2 separate regions of the Homo sapiens genome follow, and region 1 is linked to region 2. Evidence: read pairs that join two places in POLR2A ChIA-PET (ENCODE). Cell type or tissue: HepG2. All regions are shown on one strand. Each heading gives the region's core, and the rest is flanking DNA. Links, peaks and the distances in the headings are about the cores only.

Evidence for each region. Peaks named below come from ENCODE experiments on the same cell type or tissue, not always from the same donor. Only the 100,000 strongest peaks of a DNase experiment are listed, where the experiment ranks them.
Region 1: POLR2A ChIA-PET joins it to region 2 with 11 read pairs; 17 of 35 experiments call an interaction of 5 or more read pairs at or near these places.

What each region holds. Positions count from the first base shown.
Region 1 is chr14:21,247,607-21,264,648 of GRCh38, forward strand. HNRNPC (heterogeneous nuclear ribonucleoprotein C) reads right to left here. Exons shown (of 9, transcript NM_004500.4): 2 at 15,705-15,730. Among named protein-coding and RNA genes, the nearest start is that of HNRNPC, 13 kb to the right of the region's middle. RefSeq lists an enhancer at 6,704-7,641. In HepG2, for the core only: no CTCF peak of the experiment used is centred there; no DNase peak of the experiment used is centred there.
Region 2 is chr14:21,305,411-21,313,410 of GRCh38, forward strand. It overlaps RPGRIP1 (RPGR interacting protein 1), which reads left to right. Exons shown (of 25, transcript NM_020366.4): 7 at 2,321-2,426; 8 at 5,174-5,197; 9 at 6,414-6,560; 10 at 7,023-7,096. Among named protein-coding and RNA genes, the nearest start is that of RPGRIP1, 29 kb to the left of the region's middle. RefSeq lists enhancers at 3,474-4,001, 3,824-3,983. In HepG2, for the core only: no CTCF peak of the experiment used is centred there; DNase peaks (open chromatin) are centred at 2,931 and 3,501; H3K4me3 peaks cover 1,197 bases.

The DNA of each region.
Region 1 (17,042 bases), core at 4,484-12,483, 53 kb before region 2:
TAGGTAACTCATACTTCCAAATTGAAGTAAACTGAAAGTGGATACAAAAATACCTATCCTTGGCTGGGTGTGGTGGCTCACACCTGTAATCCCAGCACTTTGGGAGGTTGAGGCCAGTGGAACACTTGAGGACAGGAGTTCAAGACCAGCTTGACTAACATGGTGAAACCCCATCTCTACTAACATGGTGAAACCCCATCTCTACTAAAAATACAAAAAAAAAAAAAAAAATTAGCCAAGCATGGTGGCAAGCGCCAGTAATGCCAGCTACTTGGGAGGCCGAGGCATGAGAAAGAATCGCCAGAACATGGGAGGCGGAGGTTGCAGTGAGCCGAGATCACGCCACTGCACTCCAGCCTCGGCGATGCAGTAAGATTACATCATAAAAAAGAAAAAAAAAACCCGTATCATCACAAATTCAAGCCATGTCCACTATGACCGAACCTTAAAATGAGGTCACATTTTAAATAGAGTATAAACAAAAAACTTTTGGAGGCTGAGGTGGGAGATTGCTTGAGCCCAGGAGTTAAGAGACCAGACTGGCCAACAACGTAAGCAAGACCTTATCTCCACCAAAATTAAAAATAAAATAACGCCCAGGTAACTTTGTTGTACTTTTAGTACAGACGGGGTTTTGCCATGTTGCCCAAACTGCTCTCAAATGCCTGGTTTCAAGTATCTCCCCATCTCAGCCTCCAAAATTTGGGATTACAGGCGTGAGCCCCTGCAACCAGCCTAGACACATGTGTTTCAAGATCAACAACTTGCTAGTGGCATGCACTTTCTTTGGGAAGTCAATCTCTTTGAAAATCAGCTTCCTTATCTGTAAAATGAGTATCATTGATAGTATTTGTCTCACAGGATAGGAATGAAGCATAAATGAAACAAGGTACACAAAACACTGGAAAAGATGGTAACTGGCACTTAACAAGTGCCGCTGCTGCTACTGTTATCATTTACTGTTATTGGCACATACCAACAAAAAATGGCCCAAGGACACAAACAGGTGACTAACAATACTAAAGGTATATGAAGATTAAAAAGATTAACACTATCAAGGAAATATAAATTAAACCAAGTACCATGTTCCACCTACCAAACAAGCAAATACATTTTTAATTACAGTGTCTACTGCAAGCAATGGTCAAAATAAATGGTCCGTATGAACCCATACTGCATTTCCAGAAAACGGGATCATTACATCAAAAGTTTTAAAACTGCGTGTTTTTTGACTCAGTAATTTTAACTTTGAGAATTCATCTGAAAGAAACAATGGTGTGGACACATTAACAGTAAAAAAGGAGAAAACAAGTGCCTGACAATGAGTACAAATTATTTCAGTGCAGCAATCCAATGGAATGCAATTTAAATGACACGTGACATTGACGTGGAGGAGCATAACCAAAGTATGTACAAGTTATCTAGAAGATTACATACCAAGGTGACATCTAAGGATGGGATGGGGTTTTGAGTTTTTTAAATTTTTCTCAACTTTTCACTAATAATACATAATGCTTTTGTAATTTTTCCTTCTGCAAAGATAGCAAAATGCTACCCTGAAACTTAGTCATCATGATACACAGATAACTGAGTCAGCAAAGCTCTTCTGCAAAACCCTAAGCAAAAACTGGGCCCTTCTCTTCCCCAAGAGCAATTCAGAACTAAACAGAATCAAGGAATTGGGGCTGGGCGCAGTGGCTCACGCCTGTAATCCTGCCAGCACTCTGGGAGGCCGAGGCAGGTGGATCACCAGAGGTCAGGAGTTTGAGACCAGCCTGACCAACATGGTGAAACCCTATCTCTACTAAAAATACAAAAAAAAAAAAAAAAATTAGCCAGGTGTGGTGGCACGTGCCTGTAATCCCAGCTACTTGGGAGGCTGAGGCTAGAGAATTGCTTGAACCGGGAAGCAGAGATAGCAGGGAGCCTAGATCTCGCCACTGCACTCCAGCCTGGGCAACAAGAGCGAAAACTGTGTCTCAAAAACAAAAAAAAAAAAAAAAAAAAAAGAATCAATGAATTGGGTACCTCTAGATTCACTGAACATTGTATTACATATTTTGGGGTCTATTAGCCATTGGAAGTCCCAAATTACATAGAAATTTCTCTCTACATTCTCAACCTTCACATTTCATTGTGCCATCATTAAAGTGTTTCGGGGGTGTTACGACATAAAAGTCCATCATACTCTAACGTAGAGCAACTTCTGTTTGGAAAACACTTTTTAAAGAAAGGTTCCAGAATCTGTAAGTATCCAACAAACACCAGGAATATTTTAAAGAATGCTTTACCTAGGTTAAGATTTAATATTTCAAAATGACTTCAGTAAGGTCAATACATCTTTACTGAGAACTGAATCAAGAGAATATGCAATATGCAAAAATAATAAAACACAGGAAGGTCTTATTTCTAATATAACTGATAATCTATATGAATGAAAATAACAGCATGGTTAGTATGACTACCTGTATACTAAATTCATTAAAAAATACAAAAATTAGCTGGAGGTGGTGGCGCACACCTGTAGTCCAGGCTACTCGGGAGGCCAAGGCAGGGGAATTGCTGTAACCTGGGAGGCAGAGGTTGCAGTGAGCCGAGATCGCACCACTGCACTCCAGCCTGGGCAACGGAGCGAGACTCCACTTCAAAAAAAAAAAAGAAATCCACATTTAAATACTTAGGGGTCTTTTGTCTTCAGTCAGCAATTTCCTTGCAAATGGTTCAGCAAAAAAATAAAATGAAACATGGCAATCCTGGTGGAAGGTATATTAAGAATTCATTAGACTGTTCTGTATGTTTACATATTTTCCTTAAAACACTCAAGGAAAAAAATTATAACTATGACAGATCTACCTTGATTCACAAGGTATTTTGAATGTTAATCTCAGCTTTCATAACCAAGAATGGTTATATCACGCCAAGATATATGATCTGCATTAAGAGTTCAGATAATTCAAAGCACGTATTTCAGAACAGCATATGTATCTCCAGCCTGCCAGCTTTGAAATTTTTAATTCTGTTTGTAATTTAGAAGTCATTATTTCAAATTTTGCAAATAAAATGTCATGTTTTATATTGTATTATTTCCAATGTAAAGTAAATGTGGCTACACTGTAGTCTTCAACATTCTCCACAAACATCAAAAACCACTCCTGCCAAAAAGTCCACCGAAATTTGTAATTCCCAAGCCAAGTAATAAAAAAGGAGTGAAAAGTGTTCTAGATTCGTTCTTTTCAATGTGCATATCGGTACCACTGGGGTAGGGTGAGACTCTATTCCTAGGTAGCTCCCAGATGGTGATGATGCTATGCTGGAGCACAGGCTATTTTCTGAATAGAAAGGGCCAACATTCATTCTCAAGACTTCCATTTCCGGCCGGGCGCGGTGGCTCACGCCTGTAATCCCAGCACTCTGGGAGGCCGAGGCGGGTAGATCACGAGGTCAGGAGATCGAGACCGTCCTGGCTAACATGGTGAAACCCCATCTCTACTGAAAACACAAAAAATTAGCCGGGCATGGTGGAGGGCGCCTGTAGTCCTGGCTACTCGGGAGGCTAAGGCAGGAGAATGGTGGGAACCTGGGAGGCAGAGCTTGCAGTGAGCCGAGATCGCACCACTGCACTCCAGCCTGGACAACAGAGCAAGACTCCCTCTCAAAAAAAAAAAAAAAAAAAAAAAAGACTTCATTTCCTTGTTATCTTACAGAAAGTTTCAATTTTATCAGTGACCTCAGACTGAGCATGAGTTGTAACAAAGTATACTTTAAGTCTACTCTGGTCTACAATGCTTGCAGCCAGGTGTGGTGGCTCACACCTGTACTCCCAACACTTTGGGAGGCAGAGGCGGGCAGATAACTTGAGGTCAGGAGTTCCAGACCAGCCTGGCCTACACGGTGAAACCCTGTCTCCACTAAAAATACAAAATCTAGCCAAGCGTGGTAGTGGTGGGTGCCTGTAATCCCAGCTACTTGGGAGGATGAGGCAGGAGAACTGCTTGAACCCGGGAAGTGGAGGTTGCAGTGAGCCAAGACTGCGCCGCTGCACTCCAGCCTGGGCAACAGAGACTCCGTCTCAAAAAAAAAAGACACACGTATTAGGAAAAATAGTCTCAGATTTTAGAAATACTATGCTTTTTTTGTTGTGTAGCATCTGGGAGAGCACAGTTACCACATCAAATATTTCTGCAGGAATACATATAAATTTTCAGTAAATTTCACACATAGAACATAAATAATCTCACATCAGTTAAGATCAGTTTTTTTTGCCAAATTGAGTCTTGGTGTCAAATGCAAAATTTGTCAGAGATTTTAAAATTTCTAAATTATGGATAAGATTTTAGACAGGTATAACAAAATAATAACCTAGCAGCCCAGAATAATTTTTAACAAGGATATTTGGCTTAAAGTTATTACAGTATTCTCTTAAACAGCCAAAACAGGAGATTATATCTAAATTTGAGAATAGTAAAAGGTTTGATTTTTATCACCAATGAGTATAACCATAAGACCCCCAACTCCTAAGAAAATTTCAAAACCTACCTTTAGTAAACAACACTTCCAAAATTCCATACAGGACTGTTAGCAAAAGAACAAATAAACAAAAAGACCCCACCAACCATGTTATCCCCGTAGAAATAAAACAGCATTGAGGAATGCCTTACTCAGTTCTCAGGGTAGTACTTCTGATACTAAATGGACTTGTTGGTCTTTTTTTGTTGTTGTTTTTGTTTTAAGTCTCACAATATCACCCAGGCTGGAGTGCAGTGGCAGTATCTTGGCTCACTGCAACCTCTGCCTCCTGAGTTCAAGGGATCCTTCTGCCTCAGACTTCCAAGTAGCTGGGATTACACACATGCACTGCCCTACCCAGGTAATTTTTTTGTATTCTTAGCAGAGACAGGGTTTCACCACATTGGCCAGGCTGGTCTCGAACTCCTGGCCTGAAGTGATGTGCCCACCTTGGCCTCCCAAAGAGCTGGCATTACAGGCATGAGCCACCATGCCAGGCCTCTAAATATGTTTAGTATTAAAATAGTTAATTTATTAAACGTTTTTGGTGGGATAATTGTGGTTAAGTCCTAATTCTTTTTAAAATACACACTGAAATATCTACAGATGAAATGTATCAAGAATTTGCTTCAAAATAACATGGGAAGGGGGTGGATGGGGAGATGTAGATACAAACAAAAAGGCTGGCCAAGGATTATTAAAGTGAGACAAGTACATGGAAGTTCATTATACTATTCTCTTTTGTGTATGTGAAATTTTTTCACAATTAAAAGATAGCACCAGGCGGGTGCAGTTGCTCACACCTGTAATCCCAGCACTTTGGGAGGCCGAGGCCGGCAGATCACAAGGTCAAGAGATCAAGACCATCCTGGCCAACATGGTGAAACCCCATCTCTACTAAAAATACAAAAATTAGCCGGGCGTGGTGGAGCGTAACTGTAATCTCAGCTACTCAGGAGACTGAGGCAAGGGAATCGCTTGAACCTGGGAGGTGGAAGTTGCAGTGAGCCGGGATCGCACCACTGCACTCCAGCCTGGCAACAGAGCAAGACTCTGTCTTTAAAAAAAAAAAAAAAAAGACTGGCCAGGCGCGGTGGCTCACGCCTGTAATCCCAGCACTTTGGGAGGCCAAGGCAGGTGAATTATGAAGTCAGGAGATCAAGACCATTATGGCCAATATGGTGAAACCCCATCTCTACTAAAAAAAAAAAAAAATACAAAAAATTAGCTGGATGCCTGTAGTCCCAGCTACTCCAGAGGCTGAGGCAGTAGAATGGCGTGAACCCAGGAGGCGGAGCTTGCAGTGAGAGAGATCACGCCACTGCACTCCAACCTCTAGACTCCATCTCAAAAAAAAAAAAAAAAAAAAAAAAGATAGCACCAAAGATGTGCATGCACCTGAAAACAAAAATTACATGTGAATCTCAAACTATACACAGAAATATAGACAACATTGTATCAATGTTTCACTCAAAATCTATCAACATTTTTACTATTCAACTTAAAAACTTAGCAAATCCTTCAGAATAATACAGGGTCAAATCTTAAAGCAAAAGATCCAAAGTAATTCACAAAACTAGAAATTAAGTATTAGTGGCCGCTAACACTGCCAATAAATTGCTAAACTTATTAGCTTCTGGAGAACAAACTTAAGAACTTTTTAAAATGTGCGGCCAGGCGCGGTGGCTCAGGCCTGTAATCCCAGCACTTTGGGAGGCTAAGGCGGGCAGATCACGAGGTCAGCAAATCGACACCATCCTGGCTAACACGGTGAATCCCCGTCTCTACCAAAAAAAAATTAAAAAATTAGCTGGGTGTGTTGGCACGCACCTATAGTCCCAGCTACTCAGGAGGCTGAGGCAGGAGAATGGCATGAACCCGGGAGAGGGAGCTTGCAGTGAGACCATGCCACTGCACTCCAGCCTGGGCTAGAGTGAGATTCCGTCTCAAAAAAAAAAAAAAAAAAAGTGCATACTCTGCCCACCTCCCCGGCAAAAAAGATGTGCATACCCTTGAATAATTATATTTCTGGGGCTTAAATGTAAGAAAATAAAGATATGCACAACTGTAGTTTTGACTGTCCAAAGCTTTGTTTACAAAAGAAAAAATGGGGACGAGTACAACAGTGTATTGGTAAAATAAAATATAGTACAAGTATACAATGTACCATGTAGTATTATAGAGTATATAATACTATGTAACTACTACAAATTTTTCAGAGATCTGTATCTACTAACATAAGCTATTCAGGTTAAATTTAAAATTATTACTTAAATATATATGCTGTATGACAGTGCTTTTTGAAGTTTATATAAGCCCCAAAAAGCCTGGAAGAACACCCCAAATGTTATCTTTGGATAGCTGTATTTTCTAAAAATGTTCTATGAGCATGTATTACTTTATTCGGATCAAAGGTAAGATAAAGATGAGGTACCTCCTCTCCCAAATCCACATCAATCTTCAGTCACTTGACTAGTATTCCTTTTCAAAGGAGTAATAAAACTCCATTTTAGCAAGCTGCGGTGGCTCACGCCTGTAATCCCAGCACTTTGGGAGGCCGAGATGGGCGGATTGCCTGAGGTCGCGAGTTCGAGACCAGCCTGGCCAGCATGGTGAAACCCTGTCTCTTGTAAAAATACAAAAATTAGCCAGGCGTGGTGGCAGGCGCCTGTAATCCCAGCTACTCGGGAAGCTGAGGCAGGAGAATCACTTGAATCCGGGAGGCGGAGGTTGCGGTAGGCGGAGGTTGCGGTGAGCCAAGATCGTGCCATTGCACTCCAGCCTGGGCAACAGAGCGAGACTCTAGTCTCAAAAAAAAAACAAAAAAAAAAACCAGAAAAACTCCATTTTAAACAGCATAGCCATAACTCTAGCATGAATTCCACAAACTTAAGGGTAATAGCATGAGAAAACTTTTCTTCTCGCTCTGAAGCTAGAAAACCCACTTATGTGAAGATTTTATTTAAAGGATCAATATAGGGAGTGACAATGCATTATGAATAGTTTATCCTCTTCAGAATACCTATTTTAGTTAGAGGACTGGAGGAAAATTTTTGTTCAAAATGTACTCTACTAAACTCCTAAATGTTATTCAAGACTAGCCAGAAAAGCCTAAATCTGGTTCAATGAACTCCTGGAGTTTTTTCAGTTTTAAAATCAACTCAGGAGCCATAGGTCAATATAATTAGAAAACAGGAAGAATATTTCAGACTGGTAAAGTCAGAATCAGATTAGGTAGAAATAATAAAAAAAAAGTTCTCTAATTCACTCTACCTCTTACAAATAGCCATGCTTTCTCAGTAGAGAATACATATTTTTAAAATGGTCAAGCTCTCCCAAATGTTGATACAGGCAACACGGTAGTCTATGTGCTCAAATGCTAACTCGACTCTATCACAGCTAAACCTTTTAAAGCAGTTTCTTCAACTATTAACACTGCTTACTAAACCCCTATTACACAGACTAGCTATGCTATTTATGCCCACACAGAATCACAAGAGTTGATGTACATTTTTAAGCTTTTTAATTAGAAGGAAAATACTACCACATTGATCATTATAATAGTCTTAAGCACATAGTACACAAGTTTCAAATCTCCTAAATCCCACTTCTTGCCCAGAGGCAATCAATGTTAATTGTTTGGCATATGTATTTCTGGACATATCTCTTATGTCTTTACATAGAAAAAAACAAATTCTACAGTTGGTGATAAGTGCTAAAGAGTATTTAGGAGAAGGGGAGCTTAAAGCGCTAAATAAGGGAAGACACATCACTAAGGGGGTAGCTTCTGAGTAAAAAGTCTCAGAGGAACTGAGGAACCAAACTGTATGAGTCAGAGAAAATTCCAAGGAAAAGCCCTAAAGTGGAAACATATCCAATGTGTTCAATACAGTTAAGAAGGCCAGTGTGGCTGAAGCACAGTATATTAACAGCAAGGGAAGGGACACAACAAATCACGTGGGATGCCCTGTAAATCACAGAAAAATTTTTGACTTCAATGCTGAAAAAGGCAGCCATTAGGTTGTTTGTTTTCAGGCAAAACATTTTTCAATGGCCAGGCGTGGTGGATCACGCCTGTAATCCCAGCACTTTGGGGAGGCAGAGACGGGCAGATCACAAGGTCAAGAAATCGAGACTATCCTGGCCAACATGGTGCAACCCTGTCTCTACTAAAAATAAAAAACAAATTAGCTGGGCTTGGTGGCTGGTGCCTGTAATCCCAGCTACTTGGAAGGCTGAGGCAGGAGAACTGCTTGAACCCGGGAGGCAGAGGTTGCGGTGAGCCGAGCTCGCACCACTGCACTACAGCCTGGGCAAAGAGAGCAAAACTCCATCTCCCCCCCAAAAAAAAAATCCTTCAAACAATACATTTTAGGATCAATCTAGCTATCACTTTTAAGAACAAAACTAGTGGGGAGGGACAAAAGAAATACAAACCTATTATATATAATAATGCACAGGAGACAAGGGTGGCTTGAAATTGGACCAAGTGTCGACAGTATGAGTAGTGGTATATTTTGAAGAGCTGACAGCATTTTTTCCTTTCTTTTTTTTGTGATAGGGTCTTGCTCTGTCACCCAGGCTGGAGTGCAATGGTGCGGGTGCGATCTCGGCTCACTGCAACCTCTGCTTCCTGGGCTCAAGCGATTCTCATGCCTGTCTCTCAAGTAGCTGGGACTACAGACACTTGCCACCACTCCTGGCTAATTTTTGTATATTTTTGAAGAGACAGGGTTTCACCATGTTGCCCAGGCCGGTCTCAAACCCCTGAGCTCAAGCGATGCGCCTCCCTCAGCCTCCCAAAGTGCTGGGATTACAGGCCTGAGCTACCACACCTGGCCAACATGATTTTCTAATAGGCCAAAGGTGAGAAGAGTAAAAGTCAAGGATGGCTAGCCAAAATCTTTGGCCCAAGAGACACAAAAATTGTTTCATTAACTGAAAAAGGCAACAGTACACAAGAGACTGGTTTGAGGCATGAACATCAGGAGCACAGTTTTGCACTTTTAAGTTGACATATTGGATATTCAACAGAGTTGTCATGCAGGTAAACTGAATTGGTATGACATTCGAAAGAAAAGTATAGGCTGTTGATCTTAAGTGTCGAAATCAGCTTATAGGTGGTATATTACATCATGAATGAATCTGAATGAAATTGGACCCAGAGTGTGGACAGAAAAGAGAAGTGGAAGGACTGAACCATGGGGCACTCCAACAGAAAGAAGTTTAACATGTAACAGAAACATGTAACAAAAACCTGGAAGCAAAGTAAAAAAAAAATAAAAACGTTTCAAGGAAGAGATCTGGTTAAATGGAACCAACAGGTCAAGTGAGATGAGGATTGAAAAAGGACCCCTGGGCTTAGTTAATGCATCCGTCTCCGTGGTTCTTTTTTAACCACAAATAATTTTTTTCTAACTGAAGTTCACTTCGGTTTTATAAGTCTTAGAAAAAAAAAAAAGATAGCTCACTTTTGTTTTTTTACTTTAAGAGATAGGGTCTCACTCTTGTCACCCAGGCTGGAGTACAGTGGCGCAATCATAACTCACACTGACCTCAAACTCCTGAACTCAATTAATTCTACCGCCTCAGCCTCCCAGGGAGCTACACTACAGCTGTGTGCCACCGTGCCCAGCTTTTTGTAGACAGGCTCTTGCTATGTTGCCAGACTTTCCTGGCCTTAAGCTATCCTCCAACTTCAGCCTCCCAAAGTGCTGGGATTATAGGCATAAACTGCTGCAACTGGCCTAAAGCTCACTTTTAAAATGTGCTTGCTTCCCTATTAACAATGCCATCACAACCATGGTAACATTTTACCAAGATACATCTACCTAAACATTAACTACCTTGCACATATACACATCTTTAAGCCATTTAAGGTGTTGGGAAATCAAGGGCAAAAATATAAACATATTTAGTTTTAAAATTTTAATAATAAAAGTCCAAAGTTGTTCTTTGGAACTTTAACCAAACTAAAATCTGTTTTTCTAGAATGCTCAGCCGGACACAGTGGCTCACGCCTGTAATCCCAGCACTTTGGGAAATCGAGGTGGGCGGATCACGAGGTCAGGATTTCTAGACCAGCCTGGCCAACATGGTGAAACCCCATCTCTACTAAAATATAAAAATTAGCTGGGTGTGGTGGTGCATGCCTGCAATCCCAGCTACTCAGGAGGCGGAGGCACAAGAATCGCTTGAACCCAGGAGGCGGAGGTTGCAGTGAGCCAGAGATCATGCCACTGCACTCCAGCCTGGTGACAGAGCGAGACTATGTCTCAAAAAAAAAAAAAAGTTCAACATATCAAAGTGACGAAAGGAGTCTACTATCATTAAGTGTTGAAATCTGCACCCTTAATCCCAGGGTTGAATCCATGCTAAACCACTAAAGCAGTTTAACTTTAGGCAAGTTATTTAAATTCTGTACTCCAATATTCTCACCTCTAAAACATGAATAACAGTATCTACTCCTACTCAAGGTTTTGATGATGATTAAGTTAACACAAACTCACAACTTTAACAGTGTTGGACATAGTCAAGTGTTTAGAATACTTCCATAAATTAATGTCCTGCTACTTTTTTCTGCCAAATCAGAAAGCCATTATATGACCCAACAAGGTATCAGAAATAATTAGTAATTTCCTGGAGCCTCATCAGTTCTCAACCTATCTTACTCAGACTGATTTTGCTCATTAATACACCCAATAAAAACTCATTTGAAAAACCAGGGCAAGTTATTGTTAGGCTTGGGATGATTATTTTCTTCAAGAGATTGAGACAGTGGCCTACTCTAATAGGTCTCCAAACTTACTGCCCTACTTGCCCTCTTAGTTCTCATCACTAATATTCCCTACACAACAGAAGATAAACCAGACCTCTTCTTCAAAATCCTTCAATAGATTCTACTTGTGCCCAAGACAGGATCTTAAACAAGACCCTCTAAGGTCCCGTGCTATGAAATGTTTGGTCCTTGCCTACCTCTCTAACTCCATCCCTCATCTATGTATTCTTGGTAATTATTTTCCAGTATTATTTCTTACTTGGAGGCCAAGTCTTGTTCCCCCTCATTATCTGTGCTTTCACATATGGTTTTCTTACAGAATGAGCTTCACCATTAGCTACTTCCACGTAGCTAAGCTTCCCTGGCAGCATCCCCCAAATTCCATGTTCTAATTTTGGTTCCCTTGCCATCTTCTCATCCACGCTCTTCTTTTCCTTCATCGATCCTTACTGTGAAAAGTGCCATTTACTTTGTTTCTTCCCTCAATGATCTATAATATCTAAGAGGGCAGGGGACATGTTTTGTTCATCCCTATATGCCCAAACCTAATGATTTTCAAATAGTACTCAGATACTTAATAAAACATCTTATACTTGAATGTTCCTTGAATACCTCCAAGATGTTTAAAATATTCTTTTTCCCACCCTCAAACTATAATCTGCTCCCTTCATTCATTCCCCAATATCTATCCCTATCCCAGAAGCTAGAAACCAGCAATCATGCCAAATCTGTGTTCTTGTCCACCTTATCACATCCATCCTGAGATGCTCCTAATTTTACCTCCTAATCTCTAATCTCATAGCATTACCTTTGTCCAAGCCAGGTCGTTATTCTTTCTTGGATTTTAATATCTCCTTTATTAATCTCCTACTTCCAATCTCATTTCCTCTACACCATTTCCATACTGTTATTAGAAAGACATTCCTAAAAATTAAAATCTTCCAGGAGTTTTTGAGACCAGCCTGGGAAACAAAATGAGACCTGTCTCCACCAAAAAAAAAAAAAAACAATAAAAAATAGTCAGGTGGGCCGGGCGCGGTGGCTCACGCCTGTAATCCCAGCACTTTGGGAGGCCGAGGCGGGCGGATCACGAGGTCAGGAGATCGAGACCATCCCGGCTAAAACGGTGAAACCCCGTCTCTACTAAACATACAAAAAAATTAGCCGGGCGTAGTGGCGGGCGCCTGTAGTCCCAGCTACTTGGGAGGCTGAGGCAGGAGAATGGCGTGAACCTGGGAGGCAGAGCTTGCAGTGAGCCGAGATCGTGCCACTGCACTCCAGCCTGGGCAACAGAACAAGACTCCATCTCAAAAAAAAAAAAAAAAAATTAGCCGGGCATAGTAGCAGGTGCCTGTAATCCCAGGTACTCGGGAGGCTGAGACAGAGAACTGCTTGAAACCAGGAGGCAGAGGTTGTGGTGAGCCAAGATCACACCACTGCACTCCAGTCTAGGTGACAGAGCGAGACTCCGTCTTATTTAAAAAAAAAAAAAAAAAAAAATCCCTTTATGTGATTAAGGTAGAAGGAATAAATTTATAAATTTAAAGTTATAAATAAAAATAATAAAAAAAGGATTCCCTGACCTCTCAGGGTTAGTTAGGTAACCATTTCTGCATGCTTTCTTTTTTTAAAAAGAGATGGGGTCTCGCTGGGTGCGGCAGCTCACACCTGTGATCCCAAAACTTCAGGAGGCTGAGGCGGGTGGATCACCTGAGGTCAGGAACTTGAGACCATCCTGGCCAACATGGCATCTCTACTGAACCCTGTCTCTACTAAAAATAGAAAAATTTAAGGCCAGGTGCAGTGGCTCATGCCTGTAATTCCAGCACTTTGGGAGGCCGAGGCGGGCAGACCATGAGATCAGGAGTTTGAGACCAGCCTGGCCAACATGGTGAAACCTCGTCACTACTAAAAATACAGAAATTAGCCGTGCATGGTGGTCCGTGCCTGTAGTCTCAGCTACTCGGGAGGCTGAGGCAGGAGAATCGCTTGAACCCGGGAGGTGGAGGTTGCAGTGACCCAAGATGGCACCACTGCACTCCAGCCTGGGAAACAGAGCGAGACTGTCTCAAAAAAAAAAAAAAAAAAAAAGATGGGGTCTCATTATGTTGCCCAGCCTGGAGTGCAGTGGATAATCACATCACACACTACAGTCTCTCAAATCCTGGGCCAAGGGACCCTCCTGCCTCAGCCTTCCAATTAGTTGTGACTACAGGCTTACAGGCAGGTACCAACGCCCCCAGCTTATTTTGGCATGCTTCTATAGGATATGTGTTTACCTCTCATCATATATGGACATTATTTCATTCATGTGTCTCCCTCACTAAGCTGCGAAGCCCTTAAACATAATAAACTATTTTTTATATCCCCAAACACAACATGTCCCATAAAAATAATAAATTTGTAGAATTAACAAGGAATAAATCAAACTGAACCTATAGTGAACAGCTTCCGTACACTGACAGCAGCAAAGAAGAAAAAATAGCTCTCATACAATAGAGAGCATCAATAAAACTTGCACTTATTTAAAAAATAAAGATTCCCATTCTTTTTCTAGATAACTTCCAGGAATCTTTTGCTTTTTCTCCCATTCTGTTTTGAGTGTACCTCTGGTGTTCACTTTAACTAGATTTCACTTTTCATCCGAGTATGGTATAAGGGGGCAAGTTTGTGATTTACCCTAGTACAACAGTACCGAATATGCCTTCAAAAAATTATTCCAGGTTAGGTGCAGTGGCTCATGCCTGTAATGTCAACACTTTGGGGGTGTCAAGGCAGGAGGATCGCTTGAGCCCAGGAGTTCAAGACCAGCCTAGACAACATAGCGAGACCCTGTCTCTACAAAAAATAGAAATATTTTAAAATAAAATCTAATTATCTCCCAGCTTGAAACCTATCAGAGCAACTCTAAAATGGTTATCAAAACATTTTGCTGCAGTGAGTAAAATACTACGGGTTGCTCAACTTCTCTTTGGCTATCCACATCTTTACTAATCTCTACACCATTCCTGTGAATAACACAGAATACACTCCTTCTTAACATCAGAACACATTAGAGTTCCTAATCTAGCATTAGAACTCTATGAATTCACATTAGAATTCCCAAAATCTAGCTGGGTCTTGAGTCACCACTGTAAAAGGGGTCAGCCTTAGACAGTTCCTAATTTGGATGTAGAGGTTAAACAGATTTCCCTGCTTTGTGAGGTCAAAAAGCCTACCTTTTTTCAAATTTTTAAAAGCCCTCCAGTGAGACAGCATTTTAATATTATGTTGTATCTCCTATGGTTTGACTCTTGTGAAATATTAATGAGATAAAAAGTCTAAATAGAATATAATCCAAAAATGTCACAAACCCAAGGAATATGTTAAATGACAGAAAATGTTTACTGATTTGTAACAATCTAAAAAAAGGGACTCCCCAATATGTTTTCTTGTTGCTAATCATTAAAACAAGCCACTTTCATTTTAAACTTCAGCTGCTCTTTCCAAGTATCCAAAATGTTCTAATCAGCCCAAGTTAATTAGCAACTCATATTATTCCATTAGTTTACAAATAACTGAGGTGGTCCCCCTTGGGAAACACCTCAAGATGCACACACAAAAGTTTCAAACACTTCCAGATGCTATGACCTATACACATCAGCTAAACTGTTAAACGGGTTTATTTCCTAGTCTTTGTAATGAATCCAAGTGGACCTCACACCTCTTACCATCACCCAGGAAGGGTGTGCATCTGTTCCGAAGGCCCCCCTGGCTCCAGGTCATCCTGGCTGCTGCTGCTCCAGGCTGGGCATCCATGTTGCTGCAGCTTGTGGTTTGTGAGGGGTAGTGTACAGGAAAAGCAGGATGGGATTTCAAGGGAAACAGGAGGAAGATGGCTTTCAGGGAAAATGCCATCACGATCATAAGTGTTAAGTAGTACCACACACATTTTATTGCAGCACAGTTTAAAAATTTAACAAATGAAAGATTAAAAATAAAAAAACAAAAATAAAAAAAATTAAAAATACAGACGTCCAGAGATGCTCTAAAACAGTTAAGTTAAAGATCAGGAAAAATAAGGTCATAGACTTAACAGCCAGTAAAATTCTTTTCAGTGTGGGGAAGGGGATGAGGGCAAGGGTGGGGTTGGGAGAGAAAAGGTTTACGTGATCAAACCACTTAAAAATACTAATGCCTTCGCTTTCTCTCCCAAGATGCAAAACTCCAAAGTCAATCAGGAGGCCGGAGAAATTCTTAGAAACATTCAGAAAAACTCGATTTTAATCCGGTTAAAAATCATCAGTGTCATTATCATCATCATCATCACCATCATAAGTATTAATATAATAATAATAAGTAATAGTAACTAGTAACAACAATAAAAAGGAAATCAGCGGAAAGTCAGGAAAAATGTTAAAAAAAAATTGGAATAACTTACTGTAGCTGAAGATCAAAAAAATCTCACTGTAAAAAAACAAAAATAAAAATAGCCCAGATTAGAAAAACGGGAGGTGCAAAAATGTCAAGTCAGTAAAGTTCATTTCTTTTCTCTTTCCAAAAGCAGTTTCCACAAAAACCGCAAGGATAAAGTTTTCAGTAGCAGACAAGCAAAGCCCTTTCCACATCATCAATCAATCTTAAAAATACACGAGGAAGTAGAGAGGTCAGTTTATGAGAGGCTAAAAGGCTCCTCCTCCTCTAACCCAACTGCTGCAGAAAAAATAGAAATAGAAATTTTAAAAATTACATCTTAAATCCAGGTCCCGGTTTTGGAAACAATTAAAAAAAAAACACCTGTACATTTGCTGTAGTGCACACCAAGTTGCATCATTATGTTTAAAATGTCTTTATAAAATCAGTTTTGGAATGGAATGTGTGTGTTCTGGAAGGGTGGGGAAGGGAGGTTAAAAATCAAAGCTGAGCTCCAGTGAGTAGGGATGGGGTTCGCCTTGCTGCCCTGTGAAAGGAGAAGGGACAGATTGAGTCAGAGTTCCTCAGAAATGTTGTGCCCTAAACCCCCAAGACAGAAACATCTGTCTACTGCAGCTAACACATTTTGGTAAAGCATTAACATTCCACTGGGATGGGATAGCCTCCATAGAATCACCTCTACCAGTGACTGTCTTCACAATTCTTCAACATCAATAGATGACTAAAATTAACTAAATTCATGTCAATATGCCCTTGAGGGTCTCAAAAAGAGTATATCCCAAATGTTCATCTTGATAATGAGCAGTTTGGGCAAAGAAAATACAGAAAAACCGGGCCAACAAATAGAGATGAAATAGTGAGCAAATGTCAAATACTGAGATTATAAAACCTAAGCAGATTCATGGGTTTTAAACTTAAAAAAGTCCGTGGAGTTTTTGCTATGAGTAATAGACTGAAGGTGAATGGCCTACCATGAAGATCTATACTAGAGATGACTCATCTATTCTCAAAACCAGTGAGTGATCAAACCACAAGACCTAATAGGTTCTACTGTTAGGGGAAAAGATGTTTTAAATAAGGAGCACATTATTCCACTCACTGACAAAACGAAAATACAGATGGAATTAAAAAAATACTGAATATTTAAGGTCATAAAATAGGTGAAAAAAATTAAGGTCCTTATGTTAATACTTTTGTTTCTGTAGTCCACTATTTACTATGTAGCGTGTAAAGCTAATTTCAAGTTATGGATTCTAAAAATCTGGTACATAATACCACACTAAAATAATTTCCATGACAAACTGGTTGTTTCATCAGCTAAAATAGGAACTGCAATTAGACTGTA
Region 2 (8,000 bases), core at 1-8,000:
ATTCGATTGTCTACATGTACCAGTTTATTTATCCATTCAGCTACCGAAAGATGTCTTAGTTGCTTCCAAGTTTTGGCAATTATGAATAAAGCTGCTATTAACATTATGTGTCGTTTTTTGTATGGATATAAGTTTTCAACCTGGAGATATTTTAAAACCACAGATCCAGGCCGGGTGCGGTGGCTTATGCCTGTAATCCCAGTACTTTGGGAGGCCAAGGTGGGTGGATCATTTGTGGTCAGGAGATCGAAAACAGCCTGGCCAACATGGTGAATCCCCATCTTTACTGAAAATACCAAAATTAGCCGGGTGTGATGGCTCATGCCTGTAATTCCAGCTACTTGGGAGGCTGAGGCAGGCGAATAGCTTGAACCCGAGAGGCAGGGGTTGCACTGGGCCAAGATTATGCTACTGCACTCCAGCCTGGGCAACAGAGCAAGACTCTGTCTCAAAAACAAAACAAAACAAAACAAAAAAAGACCATAACAGATCCCTGGGCCCCATCTCTGAGATTCCCTTTCAATTATTTGGGGGGTAGAATTCAGGCAGTGTAATTTTAAGATCTCTCCAGGTTATTCTAATCAGCAGCTAGACAGGGAATCAATGAGATAGAGTGGAGTGAACCCAAATCCTCCCCAGTATCTCTTTCAATCTTTCAAACAATAAAGAAAACGTGAGCTCCTAGGTTCAGGAATAATAGTCTTTTTTTTTTTTTTTTTTTTTTTTTTTTTTTTTTTTTGAGACAGAGTCTCACTTTGTTGCCCAGGCTGAAGTGTAGTGGCACCTTGTCAGCTCACTGCAATCTCCATCTTCCGGGTTCAAGCAAATTCTCCTGCCTCAGCCTCCTGAGTAGCTGGGATTACAGGCACCCACCACCACACCTGGCTAATTTTTATATTTTTAGTAGAGAGGGGGTTTCACCATGTTGGCCAGGCTGGTCTCGAACTCCTGACCTCAGGTGATTCGCCTTCCTCGACCTCCCAAAGTGCTGGGATTACAGGCGTGAGCCCCTGCGCCCAGCCTAATCTTCTTTCTATTATTTTATTTTATTTTATTTTTATTTTCCGAGACAGAGACTCACTCTGTCACCCAAGCTGGAGTGCAGTGGCGAGATCTCAGCTCACTGTAATCTCCACCTCCCAGGTTCAAGTGATTCTCCTGCCTCAGCCTCCCGAGTAGCTGGGACTACAGGTGTGCGCCACCATGCCCAGCTAATTTTTGTATTTTTAGTAGAGACGGGGTTTCACCACGTTGGCCAGGATGGTCTTAATCTCTTGACCTCGTGATCCACCCGCCTCAGCCTTCCAAAGTGCTGGGATTATAAGCGTGAGCCACCGTGCCGGGTGTATTTTACTATTATTATTATTATTATCATTATTTTTTGAGACAGTCTCACTCTGTTGTCGCCAGGCTGGAGTGCAGTGGTGCAATCTCGGCTCACTGCAACCTCCCCCTCCCAGGTTCAAGCAATTCTCCTGCTTCAGCCTCCTGAGTAGCTGGGACTACAGGTGCGCACCACCACACCCAGCTAATTTTTGTATTTTTAGTAGAGATGGGGTCTCACTATGTTGGCCAGGATGGTCTCAATCTCTTGACCTCGTGATCTGCCCGCCTCAACTTCCCAAAGTGTTGGGATTACAGGCCTGAGCCACCGCACTCGGCCACTATTGTTATTTTTTGAGACAGAATCTCACTCTGTTGCCTAAGCTGATTTCAGCTCACTGCAACCTCCGCCTCCCGCAGTTCAAGCGATTCTCTTGCCCAGTGTCCATAGCTGGGATGACAGGCTTATGCCACCACACCCATCTGACTTTTGTGTTTTTAGTAAAGACAAGGTTTTGCCATGTTGCCCAGGCTGGTCTCCAACTCCTGACCTCAGGCCATCTGCCCGCCTCAGCCTCCCAAAGTGCTGGGATTATAGGCGTGAGCCACGGTGCCTGGTTCATAATCTTCTTTTTAAGTTTTCTAGCACGTTCAAACCTCACTGGTTTCTCTAAGGAAACGGCTGAGACCTAGCTTGACATTGCAAGGTTTGTGGGAAATTATGAACACCATCATTTAAAAAAGTAGTTATTATCTTTTCTCATAACATAAGCTTAAGGTTAGTGATCTCTATCAAATCTTGGCTGGCGTGATGAGAAATGGGAGAAAGGAGATTATTTACTAGACTGTACATACACCACATACTTGTGTTCTAGTGTGGGTAAGACGGGAAGGCAAGAGACAAGAGGGAGGTATTCTTACTAGGGCATAGTCAAGGAGAAAATGTCTTTAATTCTATCCATGTTCAGACAGAATAATTTAGCGCCTTTCTCTGCAGAGCTTCCATTAAAGAGAAGGTAGAGCTGATTCGACTTAAGAAGCTCTTACATGAAAGAAATGCTTCATTGGTTATGACAAAAGCACAATTAACAGAAGTTCAAGAGGTGAGTTGCCATCATCAGCTGTGCTTTCTTGGTGGGGGGAAACCCCAATTAAGAGATTCATATTATTTTCTCCATTTTAAATATGAGAAGCCACAATTCAGAAAGACAATTTATAAGTGATATCACACAATTTATAAGTGATATTCAAATCCAAGCCTCACAACTCGGAGTCTATGCTTTTCCCAGTATTTCCCATTAGTTCTCTATTAAGAGGAAGGCTCAAGCTCTGCCTGCTAAGGTGAAATAAAGTGGAGTTAACTTGTGTAAGGGTTACGGTCCCCTACGAAGACCACAACCAGAATGTGATTAAATTAGGAAGCCAAAAGCAGTCACAGGGAAGGGAAGGAAACTAGCCTTTTAATTAGCACTTTCTGTGAGCTGTACTCTGTCCCAGATATTTACAGTCATGATCTTTTTTAAGCCTGACAACAGCCCTCAAGGTAAGTATATTTAGCATTAGCACACATTAGAAACTAACATCTGATTGGTGGAAATAGAGTATCAAGGGTCAAAGTAAGGTCAGCACCATCCTTTTATTGAACAAATATTTATCCAGTACCAGGAATTGCAAAGCACTGGGATACAAAGATTCCAAGGGTAAGTAAGAAAAAACTGCCTTCAAGGAGTTTATAGGAGTGAGAAAACAAGTAAACAAATTCAACTATCCTATGCAGGGTATGGGCAGGACACAAAAGAGAGAGTAGTCAGACCCACCAGTGGGTGAGGTGCTGATATGGCTGATAAGTGGAGGAACACCAGGGCTCTTGTCTCACGCGAATTAGATAAAACGACACGGACACAGGTGGAGCGGCTTTAAGGAGCGGAGAGTTTAATAGGCAAGAAACAAGGGAGAAGAAAGACGGAAGAAGCTCCCCTGTACTGAGACAGAGGGAGAAGGACTCCAAAGCAGAGAGGGGAGACCTCATGTGCCGGGAAAAGTGGCTGCTTATATGAGTAGGCAGGAGGAGGTAGTGTCTGATTTGCATAGGGCTCAGGGGATTGGTTTGACCAGGCATGTCACTCATGTAGCCTGTGGAAAAAACTGGCCCTCCTACCCTAGTCTTTTAATATGCAAATGAAGGGCGCCATGATGTTCTACACACGTGGGGATATGTGGGGGTGGCCATGTTGCCAGGTACAGGTCGGGGAAAGGACAGGAAGACAAGGGCGGGAATCGCCATGTTTGGGTGGACCCAGTTTCTAAAGACCTGTATTTGCATATCAAAGGTTGCCTTCCCGGCTGTAAGAGCCAGGGCTTTCCTGCTAGACAAAAAACGTTTCTGGAGCTGCTTTAAAGGACGAGAAAACTTTCCAAGGACCCCTTTTCCTCTCTATCTGCCTAAAATTATTTTTAATAACTCCTTTAACAGTGCCAGATCAGAAAAGGATTAATGACTGGGTGCGGTGGCTGGAGCCTGTAATCCCAGCACTTTGGGAGGTCAAGGAGGGAGGATCACTTGAGCTCAGGAATTCGAGACCAGCCCAGACAACATGGCGAAACCCCATCTCTATCAAAAATAGAAAAATTAGACAGGCATCGTGATGTGTGCCTGTAGTCCTAGCTACTATGGAGGCTGAGGCAGGAGGATTGCTTGAGTGCTTGAGCCCAGGAGGCAGAGGTTGCAGTGAGCCGAGATCCCGATACGGCACCTCAGCGTGAGACTTTGTCTCAAAAAAAGAAAAAAGAAAAGGATTAATAAAGGAATAGATTTGTGAGTTAAATACTGAAATACTAAAAGATTAGCTTGTGTTAATAAGTGTGTAAGAGAAGAGGGGGCTTTCCATGAGAGCAGAGGTGAGAAACATCAGGTCTGGTCATGAAGGACACACTAAGAATTTTTTTTCTCGTTGTCATTAAAGACAGAACATGCTAGGAATTTAGACTTTATCCTACAAACAGCAGAGAGCTATGTGAAAGGGTTTTAAGCAAGTTGATATGATCAATTTTTTTCTCTCTCAAGATTATTTGACCTTTTTTAAAAAATAAAAAATAAATTTAAAAAAAAAGTTTGGGAGGCTGAGGTGGGTGGATCGCTTGAGGTCAGGAGTTTGAGACCAGCCTGGCCAACATGGTGAAACCCCGTCTCTACTAAAATACAAAAATTAGGTGTGGTGGGGGGCACCTGTAATCTCAGCTACTTGGGAGGTTGAGGAAGGAGAATTGCTTGAACCTGGGAAGCCGAGGTTGCAGTGAGCCAAGATTGTGCCGCAGCACTCCAGCCTGGGCAACAGAGTGAGACTGTCTCAAAAACAAAAACGAAAACTTACCTCTCATATTTGCTACAAGGATTAAATGAGATAATATGTGTGAAATGATTATAATGATCATGATGTGGCAGGTAATGAAACACATAGTAACACATAGCAACTACTCAACTAATTATAGCTGTTGTTATGATCATTCTTTTTTTTTTACTAAAACTGAAGAGATCTTTCTGAAGTGTGCTAAGTAACAGTACCTAATTTAAGATTAAACATTTTTCTTGGATAATCCACCAAGTACAATGCAAATGTTAATAAATGACCCTTCATTCTTTTTTGAGAAATGGTGTGAATGATTGCAGTCACAGACTACTTGGCAAGCTAGGGCAGGGGAAAAATAGCAACAATTAGTAAACAAGTACACAAATTGATTTGTTTTGTGGGATTTTTATAATGTCTTTAAAAATGTTAAGCATTATATTACAGTGATAAATATATCATGAAATTGATAAATCAATAAAATAATAATAATTTCTTTCTTCCAGGCATACGAAACCTTGCTCCAGAAGGTACTTAATGAGAATTGAGTCTCTGTTTCTTAGTAACCAGAATAATCAAACCCAAAGAAATCTATGTTCATCTCCAAGTAACATAACACCAGAATTTAGCTAACTAAATCAATGTTATTATGTCATATAGTTTCTGTTAAAAATGATACTATTATGATTATCAAAAGATACAGATACTTATTGCACTGTTTTCATAAAAATTGAAATATGAAATTGTAGTTGAGAAATATTTGGCATGGTATTTTTAAGCCTATTGCTGGAGCAAATTATAGCATTTGCTCAAAACTTCCTAAGAGTATTCTTCTAGCATGTGTGAGGTGATGAGATATAACAAAGTTGTTGCAGGTATTCTCAGATGGTCTTAAATATTTGGCCCTATTCACCACTGTGAGTGGGCTGCATGTGAAGCTAGGTGAATGTCTGTGCTTAAGAATCACCACTAAGACAGAGTTCCAAACGAGACCACCCAGCTGTGCCTCACCAGAGGAGTCCGCCAGAAACACACACAGAACTTCTGGAGTTAACATGTCACTTGTCTAGGTACAAACGTAGTCATCATAAAAAAGCAGTCAAATAGCTTAGAAAGTGAAGGCAGCTTTGGAAGGTGGCAACTAATTTAAAGCTAGGGATTAATTTGAACCTTGAGAAAATTAAGGCTCAAGGGCCAGGCGCGGTGGCTCACGCCTGTAATCCCAGCACTTGGGGAGGCGGAGGCGGGTGGATGACCTAAGGTCAGGAGTTCGAGACCAGCCTGGCCAACATGGAGAAACCCTGTCTCTATTAAAAATACAAAAATTAGCTGGGCGTGGTGGCTCATGCCTGTAATCCCAGCTACTCAGGAGGCTGAGGCAGGAGAATTGCTTGAACCCGGTAGGCAGAGGTTGCAGTGAGCCAAGCACTATTGCACTCCAGCCTGGGCAACAGAGCGAGACTGTCTCAATAAATAAATAAATAAATAAATACAAGAAAAGAAAATTAAAGCTCAAATGATGAACTACAATTGCCCAGAATGGAAACCCTACCTACCAGGGAAATTATACTTCCAGAGAAATGCTAGGGTGAAAAACAAGGTTAACGAACAGTACAAAGGTAATAAGCTATTAATCAAAGTCATTCTTTGTGACATCTGTTAGAGAATGCTAGGGTTGCTGGTGTCTGGAGACCACTCGTGCTGAGTGATATGACCATTCCCAGAGGTACTTTCCTTTTGACCCAGAATCAGGGAATCCTGAGTGCAGCCCATGAGGCCCTCCTCAAGCAAGTGAATGAGCTCAGGGCAGAGCTGAAGGAAGAAAGCAAGAAGGCTGTGAGCTTGAAGAGCCAACTGGAAGATGTGTCTATCTTGCAGATGACTCTGAAGGAGGTAAATAATAATAGTTGAAAGATACCATCTACATTTCAACTTCAGGGATGTTAGAATGTGTATCTTAGCAACAATATGAGTATTGCATTTTTTCAAATGACAAAAACGAAGCTCCGAGTAGTTAAATCATTTGCTTAAGATTACACCATTAGAGGGAAAGCTTGGATTTGTACTTATGTCTGTTTTTCAAAGTCCTTGCTCTTTCATAATGTTTTGCTGCTTCCCTAGCAGTAGAAACCCAGAAACAGTGAAGACTTATTTTGGAAAATCCTCATTAATCCCAATACAAGTTTCTAGCCGACCTTCAATTGGTTCAAGTCTTTCTAGTTGGATGGCTTCTCAGACACTGGAGATGGTGATAGAAAGCCTCTCACCCACGCCCCTCCCTGCCATGGACAGGGGAAATCCTGTGCAGGGGAATAGATTTTAACATTTTATCTCAAGGGCTACTATCACTCTTAGTTTCAGGAGAGAGTTGAAGATTTGGAAAAAGAACGAAAATTGCTGAATGACAATTATGACAAACTCTTAGAAAGGTGAGTACCACATTTGGGTCCCAGAGCAGTGTTACTATGAAAGACATTATAGAAAGTTCATTCCTAATACCTAGCATTAATAAATATATGGGGAAATTGGTACTCAATATTGTTAGTGAGAATATTAATCGGCAGTCTTTTGGAAGGGAATTTGACACTATTAAAATGTTAAATGTGCATATCCTCTTTTTTTTTTTTTTGAGATGGAGTCTCGCTCTGCTGCCCAGGCTGGAGTGCAGTGGTGCGATCTTGGCTCACTGCAACCTCTACCTCCCGGGTTCAAACGATTCTCCTGACTCTTCTTCCTTTTTATTTTTTTAACCAGCAATTCCTTTTTTCTTTTTTTGAGATGTAGTTTCTCTCTGTCACCCAGGCTGGAAAACAGTGGCATTCTAGGCTTACTGCAGCCCCAGTCTCCCAGGCTCAAGCAATCCTCCCACCTCAGCCTCCCCAGTAGCTGGGACTACAGGTGTGCACTGCCACACCTGGCTAATTTTTTTCTATTTTTTTGTAGAGACAGGGTTTTGTCAGGTTGCCCAGGCTGGTCTCAAACTCCTGGGCTCAAGTCATCTGCCTGCATCAGCCTCCTAAAATGCTGGGATTACAGGCACGAGCCACCATGTCTGGCCCCCAAATTTTTTGGGGGGCTGGGGGGAATCAAAATGAAAAAATTCTCTTGTGTATGTGCAAATATATGTATATAATAAGAATGTTGCTGGGTGCAGCAGCTCACACCTGTAATCCTAACACTTAGGGAGGCAGAGGTGGGAGGATAACTTGCGCCTAGAAGTTCGAGACCTGTCTGGGCAATATAGTGAGACCCTGTTCTCCACAAAAAGAAAAAAAAAAAAAAGAATGTGAATTACTGCCCTGATAGTAATAGCAAAAAAACAAAAACAAATAA